2 separate regions of the Mus musculus genome follow, and region 1 is linked to region 2. Evidence: chromatin loops called from intact Hi-C (ENCODE). Cell type or tissue: heart. All regions are shown on one strand. Each heading gives the region's core, and the rest is flanking DNA. Links, peaks and the distances in the headings are about the cores only.

Evidence for each region. A loop is a pair of places that touch in the nucleus more often than their neighbours do. Peaks named below come from ENCODE experiments on the same cell type or tissue, not always from the same donor. Only the 100,000 strongest peaks of a DNase experiment are listed, where the experiment ranks them.
Region 1: it touches region 2 in a loop (2.4-fold over the local background); 2 of 42 quality-filtered maps call a loop at or near these places.

Annotation. Positions count from the first base shown.
Region 1 is chr13:35,770,704-35,773,616 of GRCm38, reverse strand. The region is part of intron 3 of Cdyl (chromodomain protein, Y chromosome-like); the gene reads right to left. Among named protein-coding and RNA genes, the nearest start is that of Cdyl, 110 kb to the right of the region's middle. In heart, for the core only: a CTCF peak has its summit at 1,550 (motif pointing right); no DNase peak of the experiment used is centred there; H3K27ac peaks cover 562 bases.
Region 2 is chr13:35,323,698-35,326,610 of GRCm38, reverse strand. No RefSeq gene overlaps it. Among named protein-coding and RNA genes, the nearest start is that of Gm22674, 32 kb to the right of the region's middle. In heart, for the core only: no CTCF peak of the experiment used is centred there; no DNase peak of the experiment used is centred there.

The DNA.
Region 1 (2,913 bases), core at 97-2,596, 450 kb before region 2:
AACAATAAATACACCCACAGTTGAATAAAATGCCTTCTAAAGTCAGGTGTGGTGGTTCATGCCTTTAATTCCAGCACTCAGGAAGCAGAGGCAGGTAGATCTCTCTGAGTTTGTGGCCAGTCTGGTTTATAGTTTGATTATAGCACGTTCCGGGCCAACTAAAGTTACATAGTGAGACCCTTTTTAAACAAACAAACAAGAAAGCCTCTTAAGGGCTGGAGAGATGGCTCAGTGGTTGAGAGCACTGATTGCTCTTCCAGGGGTCTGGAGTTCAGTTCCCAGCAACCACATGGTGGCTCACAACCATTTGTAATGGGATCTGATGCCCTCTTCTGGTGTGTCTCAACAGAATGACAGTATATTCACATACATAAAATAAATAAAGATTTGAGGAGGGAGGGAGGGAGGGAGGGAGGGAGGTAGGGAGGGAGAGAGGAAGGGAGGGAGGGAGGGAGGGAGCCAGCTAGCCTCTTAAGCTGGGTGGTGGTGGCGGTGACAGAGGCGCACCTTTAATCCCAGCACTCAGGAGGCATAGGCAGGTGGATGTTTAAGGCCAGCCTGGTTCATTGTGAATTCCTAGACAGCCAGGATACATACACCCTCAAAAAAAACACAAAACAAAAAAGAAGAGAAGGAGAAGGAGGAGAAGGAGAAGGAGGGAAGGAAGGAAGAAAGGAAGGAAGAAAAAAGAAAGAAAGAAAGCAAGCAAGCAAGCAAGCTTTTCAAATACTGCAAAACAAGCCATCATTCTCAGCTGGCAAGGAGGGGTATTTTCAGGAATACTTATGGAAAGGTTTTGAAAAATCAAGGAAGCATTCCCCCCAAAAGCCACTAGTGCCTGTGATGTAGAGCTGGGACACAGGACTGGGTGTTGAGATGGGAGGTCAGATCAAAGTCCCTTCAGGTAGGAAAGGCCCCAGGTCAAAGGGCAAATAGGGAATGGACATGAAACAGACCTACTTCTCAGTCTTCGTTATATGGCAGATCATTCCAACCTTCAAAGCAGGATCCAGCCTGTCCACCTCCAGGAGGCAGAGGATGGGTGAGCGCGAAGGCAACTTTTATCTCCCTGCTTTCCCTAACAGAAGTACTCCTCAGATGCAGGCCCAACGTAGTAACCCACAGCTACAAGCTACCGAGTGCTCCAGGGGCAGGGAAAGTCTAGCAAAAGCTAAGGCACACTGCATTGGACCCGTGCAGGCTGAAGAGGGGACAAAGTACCCCAGCATCAGCACAGTGGACGGAGCCAGCATCAGCACAGCACCTCTAGGGCTGTCTGCGTACTGACACCCACCTGTAGGTGAGACTGTAAAAGGGACTGTACAAGGGACTCTTGCAGGCAGACTGGCTGCGGTGGCCTAAGGCTTATGGGCCCCTGGAGAATTCACCACTACTGAAACACTGCTGCGGACAGCAAACCACCAGGGCAGAAAGAACAGGTGCAGGGAAATGGAAGGACCCTTCTAAACAAAGGGGAGGGGGAGAATGACAGACAGACCCTGGGCTCCACAACACCAGGGCACCTTTTCAAGTGGCTGCTGAGGACAGGAGAGGGCGCTCTAGAGCTGCGGTTCCAGAAACCCTCGATGACCGCCCCTCCACTGGAGAAACGCAAGACAACTTCAAATGTGTTTGAGAAGAAAGGGACCAACAGTTGGGTTTAATACAAAATCATCTCGATTCAGATGTGAACAGAATAATGACCACAAAGGCAATGGCAGCTCAGCAGGAAGCCATGTTCATGAAACAAACTAGCCTGCTATTTACAGGGAAACTGAACAATACACTTTTTCTCACAGCAGAGTACTGAAGAGGCTACTCTGACACCGCAGATATCTTGTGTGAAAACTGAACTAAAAAGAAAAATCTAAAGACTACACAGGTAATAGGTAATAGGTAATAGGTAAGAATGGTGAGTCTGTATTTTCTGGTTAAGGTTCTACCCTATCCCCACAGTCGTGGCTGTGAACCTGTGGCAGGCAGTTAAGAGCTGGTCTTTGCTGTTGGTGCTTCTCAACCGTAACCGTTGTTGCCCATGTTGCAGTGACCTCAAACCATAAAATTATTTTTGTTGCTACTTCATAACTATAATTTTGCTACTGTTGTGAATCATAATGTAAATATCTGTGCTTTCTGATGGTCTTTGGCGACTCTGTGAAAGGGTCATGTGACAACCCTAGGGGGTTGTGACACACAGGCTGAGAACCACTGGGGTAACTGGTCTCACATACCAGAACTCAAGAGTTGGAGGTGAACTAGAAAAGCAGGGTACTGTGTGCAGGACACAGGCGTAATAAGGAACAAGCACAAACTGCTGCAGCTCAGCTTCATGTGCACCAGGTAGACCACAGGCAGCATGGCGAGAAGGAAGCTGGGCCCAGGAAATGTAAGCCCAACACGGAGCCAAATCCACAAATCTGCTTTCCCAAGCAAGCATGGCTAGGGCAGCAGAGCTTCCAGTGTGTTGTGTGTAGAACTCACAGCAGGCAAAGCGGAAGTCTATGTCAGATCCTCAGCCCCAGTCCAGCCTTCAGGGACATGAAGCCCAGGGGAGTGGACTGGCTAAGCGCAAGACCACCACAGCAGGGACTGACCAGCTTGTAAGTATAGGGGCGCAGTCCTTGGCCTCCGTGTAACGCCACCGTCTGCTACGATAAAAACCCAGCAACCCTCCTAAGAACTTGAAAGGGCTGAGTCTCTGGCACATGCACAAATTTCAAAAAAAGAAAAACAGCAAGGTAAACCCAATACATAAGCAAAAACTGTAAAATCTGATGCCAAGTGATTCCTAAGTAAGAAATAGGTTCAAAAAACTTATGAAAAACCATGTTGCCAATGAGTGAGCAGAAAGCAATCTCAAAACCGAGACTAGGAAAGTCGAAATTCTAGAGCTAAACAAAGTAGTTTAAGTAA
Region 2 (2,913 bases), core at 91-2,590:
CTCTGATTACCTAATATTTTATCCACAGTATACTTGCAAGTAGATCATTGTTAGTGATGGTGGAGATAAAGCCTCTTGCTGAAGGGTCTTTTGGTAATTATGAATACTTTTGGCCAAGCTCTTATCAGATCTGGTTGTATCATCCCTGTCTGGCGTTGAGAGGAGGGTTTTGAAACGCTCATGCCAGGACTTGTGATGATCCATCAGGGGCTTGCCTTTGCTTTTTACCTGAATTATTAAGATGATCTTCTCTCCATGGGCACTTTCTGTAGACATCTGTTGAAGGTTCTATTACAGGAGCATTAAGTAATATATGACAATGTACATACCTACATGATCAGTCACATAGAGAGCCCAAGGGGCATCTAATGAGAAAGCAATAATTGACAGTGCTACCTGGCCCACCCGCACTTCAAAAGTTATTGATTTGATGATTTTTTTGAGATATTTCTTAGCCATTTCTATTCAAGAATGTTCTATTCTGGTTTCAGGCCCAGTTTTTGAATGAGTTGTATATTGTTTTTTGTTTGTTTTGAGTGCCTTGTAAATTCTGGATATTAATCCTCTGGCAAAGATTCTCTTGCATTGTGGGCTTCCCCTTTACTTGGTTGATTCTCTGTCTCTGTTTCTCTCTGTCTCTTTGTCTCCCCGTCACTGTCTCTTTGTCTCCCCCCACCTCTCTTTTTTTCCCCCTCAGAGTAAGTCTGGCTGTCCTTGAACTAACTCGGTAGACCAGGCTAGCCTTGAACCCAGATCCACTTGCCTTTGCCTCCTGAGTGCTGGGATTAAAGGTGTGCACCACCATTGCCTGGCAGTCTCTTTAGCTGTGCAGAGGCTTCTCAGTTTCATGAATTCCCACTTGTGTGTTGTTGGCTTTAACTCTTGGGCAAACTGAGTTCCATTGAGGAAGTCCTTTCTTACACCTATATCATGCATGACACTGCCTATGTTTTCTTCCAGCAGCTTCAGGTTCCACGTTCAAGCCTTTGAAGTTAGATTTTGGGCAAGGTTATAGATACAGGTCTAATTTCATTCTTCTTTCACGTGGACATCCAGTTTCCCCAGCACCATTTGTTGAAGAAACTTTCTTTTCTCCCGCTACTGGTTTTGGCATCTTTGTCAAAAATTGAGGAGTAAAGTTACTTATGCTCATGTTTGGGTCTTAATAATTGGTCTTCGTGCCTCTGTTTTGTGCCACACCATATTAATTTTTATCACTGTGGCTCTTTAATTATAAACCCTCCAACATCGTTCTTTTTGCTTTTGTTTTTGTTTTGTTTTAGGACTATAAGGATATTAGGGTCTTTTGTGGTTTCATATGAATTTTAGGATAACATTTTCTATTTCTGTGAAGAATGAAATGGGAATTTTGGTTGACATTGTAGTGAATCTGTAAGTAGATTTTGGTAAAATGGTAACTTTCACAATGTTTACTCCACCAATGTGCAAGCATGGGGTCTCTTTCCATTTTCTAAGGTGTTTCTCTATCTCTTTATTCAGAGGTTTAACATTTTTATTGGAGAGGTCCTTTACTTCCTCAATGAGTTTGATTTCTTTTTTTCTTTTTTACTCTGTTATGAATAGAATTCTGTCCATTATCTCCTTCTCTGTATGTTTGCTGTTGCTGTGTAGGAAATCTTTTGATTTGTGCAGATGGTTTCTGTATCCTGGCATGTTTCTGAAGCTATCATTTCTAGAAGTGTTTCAGTAGAATTTTTGCAATCTCTCATCTCATCTGTTGTCGAGCGCGCCCCCAACTCGCCAGCAAGAACGACGCCACAGCAGGATCCTTCTGCACACGTTTATTCAGTCCTGTTTCTTCTTTCTCTATATCTCCCTTGTTTTTATATCTCCCTTGTTTTTATATCTCCCCTGTTTATATCTCCCTTGTTTTTATATCTCCCCTGTTTATATCTCCCTTGTTTTTATATCTCCCCCACTAATAGTAATCCTCTCTCGAATAATAATCCTCCTCTAACCCGGGCCTCTCACTCTTTTATACTCTCAGTTCCCATCCACGCACAGCAGGCCACACCACTTCACCAGGCACGCAGCTTCAGCTAATCAGGGCATCAGGGGCAAATCTCCACCAAATTGGATTCACCTGTATCCTGGTACACCTGCGCAGCACTCAAGATGTTTGTGTCTTATATGAGGAAGTCAGGTGCAAGTCATATGACTTAGCTGCAGTCCCTGGCGCCTTTGGGACTGCCGCCACACCCGCTCCCCACAATCTGTAATTTGGGAGAGTTTCTCTTATATGTATCCCTTTATTTTCCTTCTCATGACATATTGTTCTAGCTAATACCCTAGCACAATATTTGGGGAAATCCCTGTCTCCTTCCTGACTCAGGAGGAATTGCTTCAATCTTTGCCCTATTCTAAGTTTTAGAATGATGTTTACTGTGGGTTTCTTATATAGAGAAGTGTGCTTCTTTTACTGTGTCTATAAGTATGTTTCTTTTTAAATTTTAATTTTTTAAGTTCACTTTACATCCTCATCACAGCCCCCTCCCCTCCTCTCCTCAGTCCCACCCTGACCAAACCCTCCTCGAATTGCCACCTCCCCTTCTGCTCATGGGGAGATGCCCTTGGGTACCACTCCACACTGAGACATTTAGTCCCAGTAGGACTACACACATCCTCTCCCACTGAGACCAAATCAGGTAGGGGGAAGGGATCTAACAGAAGGGAACAGAGACCAAGACAGTCTCTGCCCCCCCCCCACTTGTTAGGAGTCCCATATCTTTTATTGTGTTGAGGTGTGTTCTTTCTAGCCCTATATTTTTAAGACTTTTATCATGAAGATGTGTTCAATTTTGTCAAAGGCTTTTTATGCATTTATTCAAATGATCATATAGTGTTTTAATCCTTAAGTCAGTTTATGAGATTTATTCCATTTATTGACTTGTG